Regions from separate parts of the Homo sapiens genome. Here all the other regions are linked to region 2. Evidence: chromatin loops called from intact Hi-C (ENCODE). Cell type or tissue: mammary epithelial cell. All regions are shown on one strand.

Region 1 (8,000 bases), 460 kb after region 2:
TATTAGCTTTATTTTATTAAAGGATATAAACATATGTGGCAAGACAGAGGTTTCACAGCTTCAACTGGTTCTGTGGGCATAGATTTGCTGCAGACTAAAGTCCCCAAAATCAATTAAATGTAACCTAACTACAAAGATATCACAGCTGATGTTGTTACACTTGTTGGATTTCATAGAAGCCAAATCCTGTAAAGCTTTGAGGTTAGAAATTTTACGAACAAATTGCTTTCTCTAAGCAATTTTGCTGACTGAATTTCCTGTTGAATTCTGCTAGTGAAAAATATGAATATATAAATTTGGGGGCTGGGTGCAGTGGTTCATGCCTGTAATCCCAGCACTTTGGAAAGCCAAGGTGGTCAGGAGTTCGAGACCACCCCGGGCAACATGGAGAAACCCCATCTCTACTAAAAATACAAAAATTAGCCAGGCGTGATGATGGGCACCTGTAATCCCAGCTACTCAGGAGGCCGAGGCAGGAGAATCGCTTGAACCTGGGAGGTGGAAATCACAGTGAGCCAAGATCACACCACTGCACTCCAGTCTGGGCAACAGAGCTAGACTTTGTCTCAAAAAAAGCAAAAACAAAAACAGAAACAAAAACAAAAACAAAAACAAGTGTGTGGAGGGGATTGTTATTACTGTGTCACCGCAGTGTGATGGAAAATCTGGAATTTTACTTGTGTCACCTAAGTTGTGGAATGTAGTCAAATCTCCCAAAAATCTCAAGACAAGAATAATGCCTGTACGAGCTCTTCAACTATTAGGATACTGTCAAATCAAATAGTTTTCTTTGTTGATGGTGGTGGATGGTTTTCATAGAATTGACTTTTATAAGTCTTATATCATAAAGCAAGTGATGGTTCTCACTTTTGGCTACACTTTGAATCACTGGGAGATTGGAAAAATATGATGCCTTGGCCCCACCCCAGACCAATTAATTTGAACTCTCTCTAGTGGTGGGGTCTGGGTGTTGGAATTTCTCAAAGGTCCCCAGATGACTATAATACTCAGCCTGGGTTAAAAACTACCAGTCTGGGCCGGGTTTGGTGGCTCAAGCCTGTAATCCCAGCACTTTGGGAGGCCAAGGCAGGTAGATTATGAGGTGAGGAGATCGAGACCATCCTGGCTAACACAGTGAAACCCCATCTCTACTAAAAATACAAAAGAATTAGCCGGGCGTGGTGGCGGGTGCCTGTAGTCCCAGCTACTCAGGAGGCTGAGGCAGGAGAATGGCATGAACCCAGGAGGTGGAGCTTGCAGTGAGCTAAGATGGTGCCACTGCACTCCAGCCTGGGTAACAGAGCAAGACTGCGTCTCAAAAAAAAAAAAAAAAAAATTACCAGTCTGTAGCCTGAAATGCAAATTTAAGAGGGGTTATATGTGAAAAACAGGAAAAAAAGCATAATTAACTGAACTGACCTCTATTTTAGGTACTTCAAATAAATTCCTAGATATCCAAGTCCCCAAATCAATATTTTTGGGAACAAAAAGAGAGCCAAAGCATTTTATTTGTGCAGACTATGTGGTGGCAGAGTAAACTCTTTATGGAGCTAAGTGAGGCCTTCTATTCCAAGAAGACAATAGGCATTCCCTTATTCAGTTTTCTCCTTCTAATGTTTGTTAGAGCTCAACAGATCAGTGGGAATTAGGAGACTCTGGTGAGGTGGTTAAGACCATCCCTTGACTTGAGATGGCTCCACTTGCAGAAGCTCCACCATTTTGGGCAAGGTCATAGTTACAAATGAGGGCTTCATCTGCTTCCAGGAAAGGGTTGAATAGCATCCACAGGATTTAGCTAATGAGTTGCTGTTATTTCATATTTTAAGAGAACTCCTTTTAAAATTAATCTTATTAATCACTACAGTTATAAAAGTTGATTTTGAGAAATGATAAGACAACTAAAAGTTTAAGTAACATTATTGATGTAAGTGTAACATCTCATTGTAATAGTATAGTCAGCCCTCTGTATCCAGAAGTTTTGCATCCAAAGATTCAACCAACTAAAGATCAAAACTATTTTAAAAACAATAACAACAATAAAAAGTAACAATACAACAAAAAATACAAATAAAAAATATGAAAACTATTTACATAGCATTTACATTATATTAGGTATAATCTAGAGACTATTTAAAGTGTATTGGAGGATGGTGTATGTTATATGCAAATACTATGCCATTTTATATAAGGGACTTGAGCATCTGCAGATTTTGGTTTGGGAGGAGGCCCTAGAACCAATTTCCTCACTGATACCAAGGGACTACTGTATTTTCTTGAGCAACTCCAACTTTACTGAATGGCACTCTCACATAGGCAATAGGCCCTATTCAGGCCCAAAATCCAAAAGGCATTGACTCTCTAACTCTAGGGTGCATCAGAATCACCTGTTGAATTTGAAGCTGCGTTTTAGAGGTATACCCCAGGTATCCTTGATGGAGTAGACAGTCCTCAGATTCCTGTTTTAGAAATCCATAAAGGAACATTGGGCATTTTGAGCACAAGGTCAACGACTACAATATCAGTTACCTCTGTAAATGATTTCCTAAAAATGAATAGAATTCTTTGTCAGGACTTTATTATTAATATTAATAATATGGCCAGGTGCGGCGGCTCATGCCTATAATCCCAGCACTTTGGGAGGCAAAGGTGGATAGATCACCTGAGGTCAGTAGTTTGAGACCAGCCTGACCAACTTGGTGAAACCCCATCTCTACTAAAATAATAATAACAATAATAATAATACATTTCTGAGGCATCATAGCCCAGCTTAAGTCTCTAAGGGAAACAGTAGGAAAACCATTATCTTCAACCGAGGAATGCCTACAAGCCCCTTCCTTCATTACTATAAGTTCCTTTCTGTGTTGTCCATCTCCCCATCAATCCCCCAGTCAAGTGTTCCATGTCTGCCTCCTTTGGCTATTAGATAAGAAATTATAACAATATGCAGTATCATTAGAGTTTTCCTTTAACTGTTTCATTAACTGACATATGAGTCACAAACACATTGTTAGACTTTTTGTAATTTGCATTTAAAAACCCATGTCTACATATACAGTAGTTTAATGAAGTTTTTTTTTTTAATTATTATCATGGTTGCCTTGAAGTGTTGCTTTTGTGGAGCCAAGTAGAGTGCACTTTCTGATGGCTTGAACGTATGGACACTAATACAAATGTTCGTGCATTGATTGCTTGTCAAGTTAGAGATTTGACTAAATGTTTCATCTGACATCTGAAGGGACTCTATAGACCAGGAACTGCAGAAGTCCGGGACCTGACTGTAGAAAAGATCAGGAGGTAAAGAAAAGCTCATGGTGATAAAGAAAGAAGTTACTTGTGAAGTCGAGAGACCTAAACAGGATGTTAAGGGTGCTCCAGAAACCAAAAAAGCTGTTTTTTCCTAATGAAGAGGGAATAAAATGGGGTCCATGAAAGCCACTCAGGGGTCACTAGCAGGACAGGAGGAAGCCTGTTTCCCTCAGCACGTCCCTGACAAGTGGATCTGAGGGAAAGAGGTTTGGAAGATCAAGAAATAAAGAAAGAGTTGATCTACAGATAGAGATGTGAGAGAAAGGGAGAGTGAGAGAAGGACAGTTGGTTGATAAAATAAAGATTCTAGAGCGAGACAGCTAAACCGATTACATTTTATTCTGGGCACTAACAGTCATATGATGCAGGGACTTGAAATAAGGCATGAAAAGCTTAAGCAATTTGCCCAAGGTCCTACTGAGCTGCAATTCTAATAAGCCAGGCAATCTGACTCCAGAGACTACTTGCGTAGCCACTCTGCTTTAGGACTGAGGAAAAGATAGCTCACAGAGCAGTAATGCACTATTATGTGCCATATTATGGTACCCTTGCTATCAAACTTATCATCATACCAGGGCACAAATAAAAGGAGGGGATTTAAAAATAGTGATAGGCTAGTTTTTTAAAAATGTATAGATTGGTAGGATCTAGCAGCTATTAATTAAACAAACAAAATAAAACAAAACAAAAAGCCTTCTTCCTGCATCCCAATAATTTCAAAGAAGGGAACAGGCCAAGGTGGTGGCTCACGCCTGTAGTGCCAACACTTTGGGAGGCTGAGGAGGGTGGATCGCTTGAGTTCAGGAGTTGGAGACCAGCCTGGGCAACATGGCGAAACCTTGTTTCTATAAAAAATGCAAAAAAAAAAAAATTAGCTGGGCATGGTGGCCCATACCTGCAAGGGTTGCTTGAGCCTGGGAGGTGGAGATTGCAGTGAGCCAAGATCTCACCACTGCACTCCAGCCTGGGCAACAGAGTGAGACCTTGTCTTAAAAAATAAAAAAATAAGGTAACAGATATCAAACCACGAAGTGATGATGCTTTGTTTACCCAGACATCATCAAGACAGTTAAAACTGGACAGTTAAACATTTATCATATTCTATGATGAATGAATACTAACAGACCATGTTTGTTTATTCTAAATCAGTAACCCATGGAGCTGATTTATGTGATTTTTTTTCTTAACATTTTATTATAGAAATTTTCAAATATACAGCAAGTTTAAAATAATTTTTCATCAAACCTCTGGTATACTCAGCATCTAGGTTTCCAATGCTGATTTATCCAGCACAGACCTTGGGAACAGCATGATTGATCCTCAGCTTCATCTCTGAGTCATCTCACTGTGCCCAGCATGATGCTTGTTATTAGTTGAGTCATTTGGATGGACGCTGACAATTTACTATGCCTTAGGCAGAGAGATAAGTGATGAGCAACTGATCAAGTATAGAATCCAAAGAAACAATACAAAGAATCCTTTGAATGCTGTGCATGTTATTACTAGTAAGCTCTCTATGCATACTTATGATCAACAGTCACCTGGTGGTACAAGTTTTGAAAAGAGATCAAGGTTATAACATTTGCACATCAAGCTAAGATTTGTTAGAACTCTTTTTCTCCTTTACTTTCACTCTTGCTCTTGCTTTTAGGTCACACTGGGTAATGGAATGGAACTCACATGGTGGATAAAGGGACAATAGCTTACACATGTATTGGCCAAATAATCCCAGTGCACTTGAACTTTTATTTCAATAATACTGTATTAATCCATTCTGACTTTGCTATAAAGAAATGCCTGAGACTGGGTAATTTATAAAGAAAAGAGGTTTAATTGGCTCATGTTTCCATAAGCTGTACAGGAAGCATGGCAGCATCTGGTTGGCTTCTGGGGAGGCCTCAGGAAACTTACAATCATGGTGGAAAGCAAACGGGGAGTCAGCACTTCATATGGCTGGAGCAAAAGGAAGAGAGAGCAGGGGGGAGGTGCCACACACTCTTAAACAACCAGATCTCATGAGAACTCTATCATAAGAACAGCATCAAAAGGAGAAATCTGCTCCCATGATTCAATCACCTCCCACCAAGCCCCACCTCCAACACTGGGGATTACAATTTGACATGAGATTTGGGTGGGACACAGACCCAAACCATATCAAACATTCCACACTTGTAGCAGCCATTTGAACATAGAGGCCATATTTATAGACATCTCAGCCTCCTCTCTTTGGAGGTTGACATGATCGACCTCACTGGGTTACTAGATATATTGCCAGGATGACACATACTGTGGACCATGGTTCTGAGAGCCGTTGCCTGTCATTCAGTGTGATTATTGGCTAGGCATAGATAAAGATTGTTATAAGCTGAATTGTGCCCCCCTCACCAAAAATATGTGTTGAAGTCCTAACCCCTCATTCCTTAGAATGTGGCCTTATTTGGAAATAGAGTCTTTGTAGATTTAAACAAGTTAAGATGAGGTCAATTGAGTGGATTCTAATCCGATATGACTGGTATCCTTATAAAAAGGGGAAATTGGGATGCAAACACAGACCAGCAGATAAGGAGAATGCCATGGGAAGGTAAAGGCAGAGATCGGGGGATGCATCGGCAACTACCAGAAGTTAGGAGCGGCTTGGAACAGATTCTCCCTTACAGCCTCCGAAGGAACCAACCCAGCTGACACCTTGATCTCAGATTCCTAGCCTCCAGAAGTGTGAATCAATACATTTTTCTTGTTTAAACCACCCAATCTGTGATACTTTTTTGTTGTTGTTACAGTAGCCCTAGCAAACAAATATGGGGATGTTGGCAGGAGCTCGAAGAAAATCACCTTTGAGGATATCACATATGAGGCTAAAAGCAGCAGTGAGGAAAATAATCAATTAGAGAAAATCTAATTGTACAAATTTCCTTCCAACTGATGAACCCGCATTCTGAAGATCGCCTTTAGAATGAAAAATGTTAAAAATATATTTTAAAGTGAGCTTTAGAGACCATATGCAATAAGTGCGTTTTTTTGTTTGTTTGTTTGTTTTACCTCTTTAGCATTTGAATGTGGCTTATTTCTGTTTTAGCTGAACAGGTGAATATGCAATGTTTTCTCTGCTGGGAGGATTAACCTATCAGATCTGAGAAGGCTCCAGATCTGGATGGAGGCAAGAGGTAACAGGTGTCTCACAGATGTTTGTCTCTTTTATTCTTCACGTTCTTTGTTTCCTTCAACAAATATTGATTGAAGGCTTGTTAAGTGCCTGGCACTTTTCTAGGTGCTGGGGATAGGAGACAACATCCTCTCTCTTACAGCCTACGTTCTGGCCAGGTAGACAAGCAATGACAAATATACAATGATAGACAGTGGTAAATGCTATGAAGAAGTTAATCAGGGTAAGGTGATGGAGACAGGGTCTGCTCTTTTATAAACAGGATAGTGAGAAATGGCCCCTCAAAAGAGGAGATGTTCAGTGAGAAGAAAATGAGGAAGCAAGGATGGTCAAGAATCTAAAGGAAAAGTATGTTACTCAGGGGAAATAATATAGAAAAAGAACATAATATAGAAGAGAACTTCTGTGATTAGGGAACAACAGCAAGTCCAGTGTGACTAGAGTTGAGTGAGCTGGACAGGGGAGGTAAGAGATGAATTCAGAGAAACTGACAGGGGCCTGATCATGCAGGAGTTTGGAATTTGTTCTGAGTATGATGTGAAACCATTAGAGGGCTTTATTTGTTTTACAAGTTTATTTTTATTGAGACAGAGTTTCGCTCTTTTTGCCCAGACTGGAGTGCAATGGCGCAATCTCGGCTCACTGCAACCTCCGCCTCCCAGGTTCAAGCGATTCTCCTACCTCAGCCTACCAAGTAGCTGGGATTACAAGTACCCGCCATCATGCCTGGCTAATTTTTGTATTTTTAGTAGAGACGGGGTTTCACCATGTTGATCAGGCTGGTCTCGAACTACTGACCTCAAGTGATCCACCCGCCTCAGCCTCCCAAAGTGCTGGGATTACAGGCGTGAGCCACCGTGCCTGGCCTGTTTTACAATTTTAAAAGATTGCTCTAGCTGCTTATCCAAATAATTTATTTCAAGTTACAAGTTATCAGTTTAGAGGTTTTTTTCAATATTCTAGGTGAGAGATGATGGATTCTGGCACTAGGGTAGTAGAAGTGTAGGTGGTTGACTGAAGTCAAGGTAATTTAAAAAGCCAACAGGAGTTGTTTATAAATTGGATGAGGAGAATGATGAGGAAAAGATAAGAGTCAAGGATAACAACTAAGTTTGCAGTTGAGCAACTAGGTGAATAGTGGTGGCATTTACTGACATGGGAAGGCCTGAAGGAGAAGCAGACCCAAGAAAATGGAATTAGGGTTTATTTTGGAAAGAAAGGCTCTAGAAGCTTTCCTGTATTCATGGAAAACTCCACCCAAGATGCATCTAAAAGGACCAGCACTAGCAAACAGACAGGCTACCCCAAGAGACTGGAGCCACGTCCCAAAACTTTCAAGTCTTCTCATTAGCTCCTCCAAGCTTTTTATTTTTTGCTGCTTCTAAATTGCTAAAAGTGGGTAATTATTTGCAAATGTTAAAGTGCATCCCAAGAATAAGAATTACTACTCCATACACCAAACTCTTCAAACTACTCATCCATTGGACCATAAACTACATTACCTAAGCATCAGGCTTATACTGAGTAATCT
Region 2 (8,000 bases):
TGTGGTGGCACACCTGTAGTCCCAGCTACTCGGGAGGCTGAGGCAGGAGAATCACTTGAACCCAGAGGCAGAGGTTGTAGTGAGCCAAGATCGCACCACTGCACTCCAGCCTGGAGACAGAGCGAGATTCCATCTCAAAAAAGAAAGAAAGAAAGAAAGAAATGCTGGCCTCTAAATAACCAAGTTAGAGTTGGTTGCCATGATTGTCTTTTAATGACATCTACGTACTATCCTTTTCTGACATCAAAACCGACCCTGGCCGGGCGCAGTGGCTCACGCCTAAAATCCCAGCACTTTGGGAGGCCGAGGCGTGTGGATCACGAGGTCAGGAGATTGAGACCTTCCTGGCTAACATGGTGAAACCCCATCTCTGCTTAAAAAAAAAAAAAAAAAAAAATTAGCCAGGTGTGGTGGCGGGTGCCTGTAGTCCCAGCTACTCGGGAGGTTGAGGCCAGGGAATGGCATGAACCTGGGAGGCAGAGCTTGCAGTGAGCGGAGAGCTCACCACTGCACTCCAGCCTGGGTGACAGAGCAAGACTCCGTCTCAAAAAACAAAACAAAGCAAAACAAAAAAACTGACCCAATGGTCCCATAGACAGTTCTTTTTGATAAACATAGAAATTGACCTTTCTAGTCTTAAAGCTTGAAACTAATATTCGTTTTATCTGAGTTCCTTTCTTATGAAAGGACTTTCATACCTCTCAAAAAAAGTATCAAAGGACTGAAATTCACGAAGTCACCAGATCCAGACAATGAGATGCCTGACCCCTCATTCGTCATGATTTCTTCTTTGCCCCTCCCTAGTTCCTGTTTTCTTACACATTGTTACATTTTTCTCCCTGCTATATAAACCCACGTTTCAGTTGATAAGGGAAATGGATTTTTTTTTTTTTTTTTGAGATGGAGTCTTGTTCTGTCACCCAGGCTGGAGTGCAGTGGTGCAATCTCAGCTCACTGCAACTTCCGCCTCCCAGGTTCAAGCTATTCTCCTGCCTCAGCCTTCCAAGTAGCTGGGACTACAGGTGTGTGCTACCATGCCCAGCTAATTTTTGTATTTTTAGTAGAGATGGGGTTTACCATGTTGGCCAGGCTGGTCTCAAGCTCCTGACCTCAGGCAATCTGCCTGCCTCAGCCTCTTAAAGTGTTGAGATTACAGGCATGAGCCACCATGCCTGGCCAGGGAAATGGATTTGAGACTGAGCCCCCATCTTCTAGGATGTAGCACCCAATTAAAGCCTTCTTCCTTGGCATGTCATCATCTCAGTGATTGGTTTTCTGTGCAGCCAGCAGCAGGACCTAGACTGAACCCTTGGTGTTTCGGTAACAACATCAGTGTGATTGATGTCCTCATGAAACCAATGGAATCAGAATTTCCTAGAAATCTTTACAAAGCTTTTGCTTCTCTCATGTTGTATTCTTCAGTCCATGGTGGTTTACATTTGCCTCTTTTATCATCTCTTTTAGTCTGAAAATTTTCTGTTTCTCGTATTAGTGCTTTCAAATAGATTGCCTATTGGATTATTTTCTCATTTATATAGCAGACTCGGATTGGATGGGGGGATATGATTAAAAGACAATTACATATATTTAATACTTTTAGAGGATTTATACAGGAACAAAAATCAGAGGAAGACCTACAAGATTTTCTAATTTAAAAATTTTTAATTATTCTAATAAGCATTTCATGCTCTTAGCTCTTTACTATGAAGAAATGGACTGGGAGCCAACAGATCTGAGTTCCTGTCCCTGCATTGACAAATAATTCATTTTCAGAGCCTGTTTCACAAGCCATGAAATAAGGGAACCATTTTATGTAGAAAGTAGCTTCAAAACAGCTGGGATGAATAAAGTACTTTATTACCTGGAGACTTCAAACACAGTTTTTTTGCTGTGGCCCATAATTTGATAGTGTCTAATTGCATCTAAAATCCAAGTTTTCGGCCAGGCGTGGTGGCTCACACCTGTAATCCCAGCAATTTGGGAGGCCAAGGTGGGCGGATCATGAGGTCAGGAGTTTGAGACCAGTCTGACCAACATGGTGAAACTCCATCTCTACTAAAAATACAAAAATTAGCTGGGCGTGGTAGTGTGTGCCTGTAATCCCAGCTACTCAGGAGGCTGAGGCAGGAAAATCGCTTGAAACTGGGAGGCAGAGGTGGCAGTGAGCTGAGATCGCACCATTGCACTCCTGCCTGGGTGACAGAGTGGGACTCCGTCTCAAAAAAAAAAAAAAAAGTTTTCTGCGATGGCATCTAAGCATCTTTCTGTTCCAGTCCTGAACTGCCTTCCACATCACTTCCCACCCATCTTCTTGGGCCCTGATCCTTTATCACATGCTGTACTCTCAGGACTCCTGACCTTTGCTTCTGCTGTTCCCCCTGCCTAGCATACCACACCCATTTCTTTAGAAATCAAAGGCCCATCTATCTCCTTCAAAACTCAGATCTAGTGTTTCCTCTTGCATGCAGCTTTTTCTAACCTCAGCAGAATGAATTTCCCCCTTCCCTTTGTGCTTTCTCATAATGGAACATTTATCATATGGGATAATTACTTGTTACATGTTTTGTTTTCTATTTAATACCTCCTAAGTTTTGACTGAAGCTTGTCCACATGCTTGGTCACAGAACTGTCCTGGGAAATTCCCTGATGAATTATTTCAAAAGCAACCAAAGTGTCCTAACTTGATGGTAGCAGGGGAAAAACAAGGATCATCTCAGTGTGGCTGAATGAAAAGCAGTATCTATCTGGATCTTCATAAATGATGGAATTGATTTGCCACACCATTTGGTAAAGGCCTGAAGCCGTGGTTAACAGGGTTATTTTGATGAAAACTTGAAACAAAAAACACTCAAAGGACAACAGCCCCGGTGGCCCTTGAGGCAAATGATTGATTCCTGGGGCTATGTTGGAAAGTTTGGCAGAGAAGAGACTGAAATATGCTGTGGGGTGAGGAGGTTGTAGGAGGGGGCCCCACTGGGAGATTCTTGGGCTTTGGAAACATGGGGGAGAGAAAATGGTCCAGAAATGTTGTCTTGGGAAATTAGGGACAGCAGAGCTAGGGATAACAGCATGTCTAGAATACGCTGATAAATTTCCACTAGATGACGCTGTTTCCTCATTTGGCGAATGAGATTTATTACCCTACCCCTACCGGCCAACCTAAGCCCCGGACCACGGACCACGGACCACAGAGGCGTGAGAGCCTGGAGGCCTGGGCTCTAGTTCCAAATCTGCCCCTCCCTGGAATGAGGCCTGGAAGGAACAGACCTCCAAGATTCCCTGAGATTCCTCATTTGTAAAACAAAGAAATCCTCAACCAGGTGCTTTCTAAAACTTCTCCAATTACTTTTTAAAATACGTTTTATTTTTCCATTTTAATGAAAACTGTGGGGATATGTATTGCCTTTTATGTAAATATATACTTGTCATACAGAAATATCAATTTTTATTTAACCAAATCTCATTTAGATAATTAGACTCTGTAAAGCATACGGGGCAAGAATCAAATGAATAACAGTATACTTGTACACATTGGTATGCCTCCTGGGCCTAAACATTTCCCATTTATGTATGCAGTGAATTGTAGAGCTGGAAAGAATCTTAGAGGTTATACAAATAGTTCAGTCTTTTACGTATCTAATATCTAAACATAAGCTTCTCCAGGGGAAAAATTCTATTATTTTTTTTTCCATGATGAATTTTTTTTAGGGTCTGTAGTTGTAGAACTATGTCCTTGTGCTTGAGGCCAGCTCTATACTGAGTTCTCTCATGCAGGTTATCATTTGACGCACGACTTCCGAAGCTCGCTTAAGTCATAACTGAATCATTGAATGACATCAAACACCTAGCTGTTGTGTTTGAGCTCCTTTTTTTTTTTTTTTTTTTTGCCTACTCTTGTGATATGGGTCTGTCCAGCAGTGCTTCTCTCTGTTTGCTTCAGATGTTTTCAGTTATATGGAAATTAAACTCCAAGGGAAGAATATGGGGTGGATCAAATTCTGTAACTGTGTCAATCCCTGCCCCCTCCCCAGAGGACACATCCAGATCCATGTCTCTGCCTCGTGTTTACCATCAGTGGAGCCCAGATTGTTTCAACACATAGAAAGACCCACTGCTTTTCCTGGCAAGTCCTGAAGGTCATTTGTTTGCTGCTTTTTACGGTAATTGCAACAACCATTTATCCCCTTGTAAACAAATAGTGTGCTTCTAACCTATGTACCACAGTTAAAACGTTATCCCAGTAGGACAAGAGAGTTGCTGACAAAGAGAACTGGCAACATAGGGGGGAGAAAGAAGCAAGGCGTAGTCTGTCTCTTACAAATGTGGGTCATATATATTTCTGTCTGAAGGAGATGATGGACTTCAATTTTGTTCTTCCAATTCCTTTCTATACCCCAGTGAGAACAGTTTTTAGTACATATTTAAGTTCTTTTGCTTTAAGAAGAAAGATAAGAATGATAATAATCTCTGAATGTACCAATCCGCTGTTAAACCCCCTCCACCACCCACCAAATAACTCCTCTCACTAGATCAGTTCAGCCCCAGGGTTCATAGTTAACAAGGCTTCATTAGGGCTGAAAAAAAAATTGCCTTTGCTTCCAAACACGGGTTGAGCTCTGATACGGCCTCAGCAGGGAACAGATTTCCCCCTTTTATCTCTTTGCTTCACTGGTGTGTAATCTTGTCTTTTGGAACGGTGGTAATCAGAACAAATTACCTAGAGTGGGGAATAAAAAGACTTCACAGTCATTGTGGGTAATTTTTTGTTTTCTTTAACAATTGGTACCTTCCTTTAGTAATTGAAAATGATCCAAGAAATCTCTATGTACTTCGTAAGACTTTCCTAAGCGTGCCAGCTAAAGCTTTTAAGGTGGTAGAGATGGTTTCAGCGAGGGCTTGGAAGCTCCAAAAAACCAGAAACTTGCCTTGTTGCCTGGGTCCCTCAACAGGGATGGCCAGAGTTTCTTGAGACAATTGCTGCTGTGGTCTGGAAAGAAGCAGAGCCATGAAAGAGGAGAAGGCTTTGTGGCATGTCTAGGCCCAAATTCCAGATGCAGAGTTTAGTGTGAACAGCGTGTCCCTCCCAATCTTGAGAAGAAGATAAAGAATGGTGCTCCTCTAGGATCTGCCCTCGGTTTTTGTTGGGGGCTCCAGTCCCACTAGACCTGGGTTATTGTCAGAAAGGCAGCCTCACAGTACCTCTGCCACTCAGTGGGGGTCTCTGCGCCTGCTGCTTCATTCATCATCCCCTGCCTCTCCCACGTGCACTGGAAAATGTTATTTGCTTCTTGAGGTTCAGAGAGATGAAGAACATGCCTGAGTTCACTAGCATGAAGCAAGTGTTAGAACCTCTGAGAGACTGAAGGGTTGGGGGTGAGGGTTTATGACATCCATGGGGATGCTTAGAGGAACATCTGCCATGTCAGGTGTCATTTCTGAAGCTTCATACTAGATGAATTTGAGATGTGTGGAAATAGGAACAGCCTATTTGTGAGGTTACCTTCCTGGGCAAAGCAATGTTATCCAAGATTCACTCAGAAAGCCGCAAGAAGCATGCTGGAGCTAGGTGTCAAGAGGAGGTTTATGGCATGTCATTAATGGAAAGTCAGGTGGAAAAGAGCTAACACTTCTCAAGGTATCATCCTTCTGTGTCAAAGTCTCTGCCTCTACAGGACTGTAAGTATGTGGGTTGATAACAGCTTCTAGTGCCTTGAACATGTTACCAGTGGTTGAATGAACAAATGAGCAGAAGTTGGAGATACCCTCATTAGGACGTAGGATGTTCTGAGCCTTAGGTTATCTAAGACTAAGGAGTTTATGAGATGGACTATATCTGCAAAGTCCTGGAGGACTTTAAGAGGTGATAAAGGCTCAGTTGTGTGTAGTAGTAGGGATTTACATAAGAAAAATTTTGGATGGCAACTTAAACTAGGTCAGCATTTTTTAAGGGGGGGTAAGGACATGTGTATGTTAAGAAAAGTGGATGTAGTCTCAAATCTGGGTATGTCTAAGTGGGAATTAGTGCAAGTCGTCTCTGCAGGCATACTTAACCAAAATGAGAAATTAGGGAGCTAGGAGAGTTTAGGGTCTGAGGTGTAATCTTCAGCTGAGACACTGGGTGCCTGCCAGCAAGCTCAGTCATTAAGGGACTGAATTCAGGGTAGAAAGTCCAGCCATGGGTGCTGTGGACTCCAAGTTCAGAGCAGAGTAACCACTTTTATTGTGGTTACTAGACCAAGTTCAACATAAGTTCCAATGTCTCCTCTTTTCCCTTGGAACAATGCAGAAAGTCTATTTCCTTCTTGAGTTACTCTAAGGCTTGGTGTTTCTTATATTCATTTCTAGCTTCCTTTAGTCAAGCCAAATTGTTAATATGCTTGACCAAAAATGATGGAAAAATCAAGATAATAGTCAGAGTTGAGTAATTTCTAACATGAGTCAAAATATAAAAATTATTAGACTGCCCATGAACATAAAAACAGTAACATTACCAACATCAGTTCAAACACAGCATCACAAAATAGAAGTATATTTGTAAATTTTAGCAGCTGCGACTGAACTACATTTTCCATGTATTGATAAAGCAGCCTGGGCAAAAAAAGAAATTATGAGTCACAGGGATGTCTGTATCAGACTCAGAGTAGTACGTCAATTTCTAAAATTGATCTTGAATATATTTATGTCAGAGTCATCCCAAGATGCTTCTGATACGAGTCTTGTGCTAGAGAGTAACATGACTTTGGAGATGTCCTAACCAGGGTTATGAGAAACCCTCTTCTATTTGCCATGGTGATGGTTCAAAGCACAGTTCATCTGGTTCACAAAAAGCAGTTGATCCCTGGTTGGGTCAGAGAAGGGCTGGTGGAGGAGATGAAGAAAAATGAGGGGGGAGATTGTCTTGGGCAACTCTGCTGAGCAACTCCTTGAATTTGACCTGTGGTTCCACCCTTCTTAAATTTCTTCTGAGAAAAGAATACTGGCAGAATGTTGACAATTACTGAAGCCTGGTGGCAGGTGAAGGAGGTTCATTAGGCTATCTTTACTTTTGTTTAACAATTTCTATTATGAAAGTTAAAACATTTCTTCAAAGTAGTTGGTAGGATTTTTTTTTTTTTTTTTTTTTTTTTTTTTTTTTGAGATGGAGTCTCACTCTGTCGCCCAGGCTGGAGTACAGTGGTGCGATCTCGGCTCACTGCAACCTCTGCCTCCCGAGTTCAAGCAAATCTCTGCCTCAGCCTCCTGAGTAGCTGGGATTACAGGCGTGTGCCGCCATGCCTGGCTAATTTTTTGCATTTTTAGTAGAGACGGGGTTTCACCATCTTGGCCAGGCTGGTCTTGAACTCCTGACCTCGTGATCCACCCGCTTCAGCCTCCCAAAGTGCTGGGATTACAGATGTGAGCCACTGCACCTGGCCAGAATTATTTTTAAATGGGAAAACAATTTATGGGATTTCTGTATTCTTATTGCATTTCTTGATTAAAAAACAACTAAAAATTGAAATATAAATATATTGTTATATATGACTATTATTTTGCCTATTTTGCACACTTATATATGCCTATTATTTACACTTCTGGTATATAGGAGAGAGAAAGTGAGCAAATGGGTATTTTCCCTAATGAGACGATATATTTTTTCTTACCATGCTAGTGTTTATAGTCTGGAAAATTCTGTTAAGATATGGAAAGTGACAAGTAGAGCCCACTTTCCACTTTATGGGACAGGCTTAGGGAATGACTGTTCATTGAATCCACTCCCAAAACATAGACTTGCCTTTGATTATATTGGCCATCTTTTATGTTGAGGAACTCTAATGGGCATTTTTTTTTTTTTTTCTGGGGACGGAGTCTCGCTCTGTCGCCCAGGCTGGAGTGCTGCAATGATGTGATCTCAGCTTACTGCAACCCCTACATCCTGGGCTCAAGCGATTCTCCTGCCTCAGCCTCCCAAGTAGCTAGGATTACAGGCGCCTGCCACTATGCCCAGCTAATCTTTGTCT
Region 3 (8,000 bases), 380 kb after region 2:
TTTTTCTCTTGTTATCAATCCCTGTTGTTCATTGTGACAAGCCAAAAAGGTAATGAAAATCCAAAGATAAATTTTGTTTGAACTACATTTAGCAAAACTAAGTTAACAGATTTAGAAGCAGATAACCATTATGAAATAATCTTATAAGACATATAAGCAAAACCAAATATGAGGGCCGAGGCGGTCGCTCATGCCTATAATCCCCGCACTTTGGGAGGCCGAGGCAGGTGGGTCACTTGAGGACAGGAGTTCAAAACTAGCCTGGCCAACATGGTGAATTCCTGTCTCTACTAAAAATACAAAAGTTAGCTGGATGTGGTGGCACACGCCTGTAATCCCAGCTACTCAGGAGGCTGAGGCAGGAGAATCACTTAAACCTGGGAGGCGGAGGTTGCAGTGACCCAAAATCATGCCACTGCACTCCAGTCTGGGCGACAGAGCAAGACTCGGTCTCAAAACAAAAAACAAAAACAAAATAAACAAAAAATATGAATGAGTTCCAATATCTTCACATAGGGATATCAAGATACTAAATTGAAAATTCCTTAAAGGTTTGTCTTTAACTTACCGGGTAAGTCCTAGACCAGTGGTCCCCAACCTTTTTGGCATCACGGACCAGTTTCATGGAAGGCAATTTTTCCACAGATGGGACTGGGGTGGGGTGGGATGTGGGGGATGATTTCAGGTTGAAACTGTTCCACCTCAGATCATGAGGCATTGATTCTTGTGAGGAATGCGCAAGCTAGATCCTTCACCTGCACAGTTCACAGTAGGGTTTGCACTCCTTTGAGAAGCTAATGCTACCACTGATCTGATAAGAGGCGGAGCTCAGGCTGTAATGCTTGCCCCCTGCTCACTTCCTGCTGTGTGGCTTGGTTTCTAACAGGCCACAGACTGGTACCGGTCAGCGGCCTGGGGATTGAGGACCCCTGTCCTAGATGTTTGATATGGTGCCTACAGAATGCTAGTGTAATTCAAGAGTCGATTTTAAGCAATATTTCTTTGCCACTATAGGCAAGATCCTGAGCAAGGCATTACAACTACATGTAATTCAGGAAATATAAAATAACCTATTCTTTTTTTTTTTTTTTTTTTTTTGAGACATAGTCCAACTCTGTCACCCAGGTCAGAGTGCAATGGCATGATCTCGGCTCACTGCAGCCTCCACCTCCCAGGTTCAAGCGATTCTTCTGCCTCAGGCTCTCAGGTAGCTGGATTTACAGGCGCACGCCACCATGCCTGGCTAATTTTTTGTGTTTTTAGTAGAGACGGGGTTTTGCCATGTTGGCCAGGTTGGTCTCGAACTCCTGGCCTCAAGTGATCCACCCGTCTCGGCTTCAACCTATTCTTTTTGAACACCAGAAATACGCTAAGGATTCATTTTGAGCCATAATCTAACTTTGAATCTAAGGTACGACGACCCAGTTGGCTTAGAATATAGCTCTAATAAAGTATTGTTCTTTTATGCATCCCTGACAGTGAAAAAGTTTGTGAATATCTTGAGCACTAGAGAGATAAATGAAAATGTGAGTGTACAAAATCCAACCTCAAAATGAGAACACAGCCCTGAGCACAGGTCCTGAACAAAAAGCAGAACATCTTTTTGTCAGCCTCACACCTCCTCTAAACCCCAATTTAGAATAGGTTTGGTATGAAGATCAAAATAGATTAACTGTATGGAGAATCTGTAAACCCAAAATAGATTAACTGTATGGAGAATCTGTAAACCCAAAACACCATAAAGGTGTAAAGTGGTATAATTATTATTACTATATGTTTTTACACACCAAAAACCACAGAGTCGGCTTCTGTACAGCTCACAGTGTGAAAAGGTGTGTTTCTTCTTCCAGAAAACATTAAAATTGGTCAATATATGACTTTTTAATCTTCTTATGGTTAATCCAAGTGAATTGTAATTTTCCTCCATGGTAAGGGTTATATTTTCCCCTTTATTTCTGGAATCTTTTTGCTTTTCCTTTCTTCTTTTTCTCTGTCTCTGTATATGTCTCTGTCTTTTTGTTTTTTAAACAAACACCCTCCTTTCCGCAGAAAGCCTAAGGGCCATTATTATTGTTGTTCAAGGGGAAAAGTGGCTCCCAAATGTCAGGCTCAATTCTCTGGCTTTCTTCCTCTTCCAATCTTTGTCCCAAGATGCCTCACTGCATTGTTACTGTTCCAAAGTAAAACCAATCAGTTCTTTAAAAATCTTCTGAATGCCCATAATTTCATGTACTTAGTTTACTATCAGTCACTACATGATACACTTTTAATTTGGCAAATTTAATGTGACAAATTAATTGGACAAATTTAATGTGATGGTCAAATCATCTTGAGCTACGCAATTCAAAATAATAATTTGGATAGGCCTTAGTTTACTTTTCCCCATTTTTCTCTAACAGTGTTCAACAGTTTCGTATCTGCCAAACCTGAGAAAATTCTTCATAAAATTTCAGAGCTTTTGAGCCTCTTTGAAGTGGCAATATCCACAGGGGACCCGATGTGCTCAGCTAACTTGGTAACCTGACCCTATATCCCTGCATACCCAGACCTCTCTATTCGTTTCTCCCGGGCGAATCCCACCTCAGCCCCCAACTCTGAGTAGCTCAGACTACAAGCACAAGCCACCATGCCTGACTGATTTTTGTATTTTTGCAGAGACAGAGTTTTGCCATTTTGCCCAAGCTGGTCTCAAACTCCTGGGCTCAAGTGATCCAGCCTCAGCCTCCCAAAGTGCTGGGATTACAGGCATGAGCCATTGCACCTGGCCTGTTGGCCAACTCTTAATAGCAATTCTTCTATGCTATAGTGAAATAATTAGAAAAGACTACATCCCTAAATATTTTAGGATGCATTAATCACTGTCTTTAACTAATAAATTAATTGAATGCAAAGAGTCCATTCTAAAATATCGGGGAATTTTATCCTTCAACACAGACTTTCTACAGTAGTTTTCAAACAGATTTTGAAGTCTTACGTTACAAATTAGAAAGTAGAAACACATTTCTAATCTGATATTAAAACATTTACAGAGGAAATAATTGAAAATGTCTTACCAGATCACTGTCAGAATTGGCAGTACTAGGCAGTCCTCCTGATTTTCATTCCAGAATTATAATGATAAGAAGGTAGATATTTTTAAGAGAACTAAACAGTAAGTTAATCAGCTATAGTATTCTCAGTTTTTTCCCTGAAGTTTTTTCTCATTATCTCATTTACTTTGGGGACCAATAACTTGTCCCCTTTTTGCAAACATGGGCAGAAACAATGAGTACTTTTTCATTTTGCCTCTAATGCTAAACAGTAACTCCTTGAGGCTAGAACTACAGATCCGTTCTCTCTCTAATCCCCAGTTCCTACCACAGTGACTGGTAATAACTTTCAGTAATTATGTGCACGATGCACATTTCCTTGTTAACTAAATATTTTACTTATTTCGATTGTAACCTGTAACTTTTATAGAATCCTTGCAAGGTGACCAGAAAGCTCTTTTTTGAGGAGCATAATTCTTGTTTGCGCTATTTTTTTACTCATGTCTTTTCCTAGTGATGATATTGTCTCTCCAGCACTCTCTCTCCTCCCCTCAACCCGTCCTTCTCCATCCCTGTTTCTGTAATCTCTTTATCCTAATTATAAGCTACTTAATATAGAAAGAAAATAATTGTAACAAAGGGAAAAGTTCCTTAAATGCATTACCTTTTTTCTGAAATTTGCAACAATGGCAGGATTCTTAGTAGGGCTAGCAAGCACCACTTACAGTTCTTAGGCAAAAAACCGAAGCCAAAGGACATCATCTGTCATGGAGAAAGACCCAATAGGGGAGAATATTTCCAAAATTCACATCATCAACAGCAGTATGAAATGAGAGTGATGCTAAGAGTCTGACATATACCAGCATGTAAGGGCCAGTCGCACTAGTGGGTGTCAGAGGTTACTTCTTCATTCATAGCTAAAAAGTGGAAGATGATTCATATGTCTTTGCTACTGATGTAAACAAAACACGGTGGGTGGACAGCACCCCCTGAGGGAGATGGAGATGCTGGTGAGTGGGTCGATAAGGAAGTCACTCTGCCAGCCGCCTCCTTCTTCCCAAATGTGCACAAACTCCACCTTGTAAGGTGTCCAAGGACAATGACTTATTCCACAGCAGGTGCAAACACTCAAGATTTCAGTGAGTGTCAACCTCAAATAGCTTAGGTGCTGAATCTAAATTCCACAATCTGTCGACCTGACATCGTCCTCTCTTCAGGTGTTTATATGGCCCTGGAAAAAGAAATAGTTCCATTACATAAAAGGAATTACAAAAATAATGCACCCAAACTCCAGAGAGTACTTACAGTCTTGCATCATTTTGCAATAGTTTCAGTTTCAGATCTGCATAGAATGTTGACCAGGGATAAGGTTTAACAAATCTTAAGTATGAGCATTTTGGGTCTTTTATTTCCTTAATTTCATTGAAAATAGCTGTGTCATTGACACTTTTTAGGCATATCATTATATGTATGCTCAGAGTTCACTTCCAAGAGAGTAAAATATGGCAAAGGATCATTTTAATCCAGTTGTTATCTTTTTATTTATACCCAAATTTTGTATATCTTATATGACAATTGATTTCTACTTTATCTGGTTGTATGATGAGGATGAGTTATTTTTTAAAAACACAACTGTTACTTATAACTTAAACCCAATTTGGGCTTCATAAGAATTGTCCTTCTTTCAGGCTAATATTTATGCTAACAATTGTCACAACCATAATGGAGGAAAAAAATATTTTAAGGACAAGAATGTCACTTGAGAATAAGTGAACACCCCCTGTGACCTGGCATTTCTTGGAAGAAAGGAAGGTGCTGTGACATGCCCCTGTCATTCTGAGGTCCTCTGGAAAGGGCTGTCGTTCACAGTTGCCTGGGCAAGGCTGAGCAGGACGCACGTTTGGTGACTCAAAACATGCCGTTAAGAGTAACTAGGGTGGAACGATGCATAGCCACCATTTCAATTATGTTGGGCTATCAAAACTTTCTTAGGCAAAAGATTAAACATGTTTTTCACCAATTGTAATGGTGCTTATTTCGTTGTGTTTTGTTTTTTAAATGAGCTATTGTTAGTGCCTGTTTCTCAGAAACATAACTTACTGTAAGAATCCACACACAGGCTTAGTCACACAGCCCACCCCTCCTTTGTGCGTTTCAGATGAACAAGGGGCGTGTCTGCAGAGCATTTGCCACTGACTCATTGCACTCCCCACACAGTGAGCGATGAGCAGTAAGTGACCAGGAAGATGACAGAATCCCATCATTGTTTTGGTATTTAGAAACTAGTAAACAGTGAAATCTTGTTTTAGCTACAAATAAAAACAAAAATATTCCATTCCTTTCTCTTCTCGAGGGTGTGCATAGGTGGAAGTGAATGTGCTCTTGTATGAGGACACATACACCTCGTTATTCAAATAGGTATGAGGAGACTCCAGAGAGCTGTGTTCTTAAGATCTATGTAGGAATAAGTAGTAGTTGCCAGATAGGGTTATTACCAAGGAAACCTAAGGCTGAAGTATATAAAAATCTGCCCACTGATGACTTTGTTTGACTTTCGGTTTTCTCATTTTAATTACAGGATGCTCTGCAGCCTTACCATCCCTTAGTCTTTCCTCTACAAATATAGTATTCATAGTAATTCACTTAGTTTTCTATGACATTGAAATGAAAATTATAGGTATAAAAATTAGGTTTACAAAAATCATTTGGAATTCTTCTGCACTGAGGATTTGTCTACTCTCTCCTATTTGTTCAGTTCTTTAATCACTTATTTTCATCAGTATGGGCATGTGGATATTTATCTTAAGCTTTGAGTTATAGTCCAACAGCGCACTGTTGATCGATTGATTGATTTGCTTAAATTGTTTCAGTTTTGGCCATTGGGAACTTTTTCAGCCGTGTGTCTTTTTGACATATTCCCATCACTGTGGATTTTTTTTTAATTTTTTTATTTTTTGCTCTCATTTGAGTGCCTCCTTGCCTTCTGGAACTACAAGATGCTGCAGGCTTATCTTAGGTATTCCCTTCCCCGTCCTAAAATCAGCCATGTCTCCAAGTAACCATTGGAGAATGGTATTAGAAATCAAGATTGGGGCCGGGTGTAGTGGCTCACGCCTGTAATCCCAACACTTTGGGAGGCTGAGGCAGGCAGATCACCTGAGGTCAGGAGTTCGAGACCAGCCTGGCCAACATGGTGAAACCCTGTCTCTACTAGAAATACAAAAAATTAGCCGGGCTTGGTGGTGGGCGCCTTGAATCCCAGCTACTTGGGAGACTGAGGCAGGGAATCACTTCAACCCGGGAGGTGGAGGTTGCAGTGAGCCGAGATCACACCATTGCACTCCAGCCTGGGGGACAGAGCGAGACTCCATCTCAAAAAAATAAATAAATAAAAGAAATCAAGATCTTCTTGCTACTGGAATGTTGACAGAACAGGGAAATATATACGTGTGTTCTAATAATTATATGTACACATATCTATAAGTATTTATATATGTAATTATTCGTATCTATATTAAGCTAAATGTGAGTGCATACAGTTGTCTCAACTCTAATCCTATACCACATGGATCATTCTAGCCTCTTTCCTGTCTTTGTATGTCACCTTCCACTCCAACAGTGAGAAACCTGGCTCCCACCATCCACCATCCACTCATTTATTTGCTCAATACCAGTACACATGAATAACGCCCTCAAAATCAAACTATACTCCTGAGATGCAACTTTATTGACGAGAATACAGTGCTTACATACAGTTTATTTTGCCTTTGGTCTTGTAGTCTCCATTCATTTCTAAAGTTGTTTAGGTCAGCAACTTTCCTCCCACCTCCTTCAGGGAAATTATTTTATACATCTGTAAGACACTTAGATTGTTTTGTCATAGCCTGCACTCCATTCTGGGATCCCCTAATATCCTAAGTGATTTTTCAAAAATTTGTATACATTAGGGTGCACAAAAAGCAATTTTTTGTGCTGTAACGTTCTACTCACCACTCAAGGACTCTGGTGTAACTCCCCACCCTGTTAAGTATGGGCTCCACATAGTGACTTCCTTTCCAAAAAATACAGTATGAAAAGGGTGGGGCGGAGGGCAACTTTACAACAGAGAAAGCTGACAGACATCACCCCAGCCAGGTGATCAAGGTTAACGTCACCAGTGATGTCGTGTTGATAGCAAGTACCCTTGATGTGATGTGGTGAGGATGACACTTTACCTCTGTGATCTCCTCAAAACCCATAACCCCAGTCTAATCATGAGGAAAACACTCTAGAAACACCAACTGAGAGATATTTTACAAAATACATGACCAAGCTTGCTCAAAACTGTCACCATCATCAAAAATAAGGAAAGTCTGAGAAATTGTCACAATCTAGACGAGCTTAAGGAGACAAGATAACTCAATTTTTTAATTTGTTTGTTTATTTATTTATTTATTTATTTACTTTTGAGTTGGAGCCTCAATTTATCACCCAGGCTGGAGTGCGGTGGCACAATCTCGGCTCACTGCAACCTCTGCCTCCCAGGTTCCAACGATTCTCCCACCTCAGCCTCCTGAGTAGCTGGGATTACAGGCGCGCAGCACAATGCTCGCGAATTTTTGTATTTTTAGTAGAGAAGGGGTTTCGCTATGTTGACCAGGCTGGTCTCAAGCTCCTGACGTCAAGTGATCTGCCTGCCTCAGCCTCCCAAAGTGCTGGGATTACAGGCATGAGCTGCCACACCCAGCCAGATAACTCAGTTTAATGTGATATCCTGGATAGGCTCCTGGAACAGAAAAGAGACGTGAGGTAAAAACTACGGGTATCTGGCCAGGCGTGGTGGCTCACGCCTGTAATCCCAGCACTTTGGGAGGCTGAGATGGGCAGGTCAACTGAGGTCAGGAGTTTGAGACCAGCCTAGCCAACATGGTGAAACCCCATTTCTACTAAAAATACAAAAATTCGCGTGGCATGGTGATGGGCACCTGTAAT

Evidence for each region. A loop is a pair of places that touch in the nucleus more often than their neighbours do. Peaks named below come from ENCODE experiments on the same cell type or tissue, not always from the same donor. Only the 100,000 strongest peaks of a DNase experiment are listed, where the experiment ranks them.
Region 1: a loop joins it to region 2, with 12 times the contacts of the local background. A loop is called at or near these places in 4 of 110 quality-filtered maps.
Region 3: it touches region 2 in a loop (5-fold over the local background); 6 of 110 quality-filtered maps call a loop at or near these places.

Annotation. Positions count from the first base shown.
Region 1 is chr6:134,360,225-134,368,224 of GRCh38, reverse strand. No RefSeq gene overlaps it. Among named protein-coding and RNA genes, the nearest start is that of SGK1, 46 kb to the right of the region's middle. In mammary epithelial cell, no CTCF peak of the experiment used is centred here; a DNase peak (open chromatin) is centred at 4,704; H3K27ac peaks cover 2,703 bases.
Region 2 is chr6:134,818,221-134,826,220 of GRCh38, reverse strand. The region is part of intron 2 of LOC101928277 (a long non-coding RNA gene); the gene reads left to right. Among named protein-coding and RNA genes, the nearest start is that of ALDH8A1, 130 kb to the left of the region's middle. In mammary epithelial cell, a CTCF peak has its summit at 3,119 (motif pointing right); a DNase peak (open chromatin) is centred at 3,120.
Region 3 is chr6:134,433,575-134,441,574 of GRCh38, reverse strand. All of the region lies in intron 4 of CT69 (cancer/testis associated transcript 69), which reads left to right. It overlaps LINC01010 (long intergenic non-protein coding RNA 1010), which reads right to left and starts at 3,859. Exons shown (of 3, transcript NR_038217.1): 1 at 3,694-3,859. RefSeq lists enhancers at 3,813-3,872, 5,030-5,324, 4,474-5,673. In mammary epithelial cell, a CTCF peak has its summit at 4,016; DNase peaks (open chromatin) are centred at 3,984 and 5,204; H3K27ac peaks cover 2,350 bases.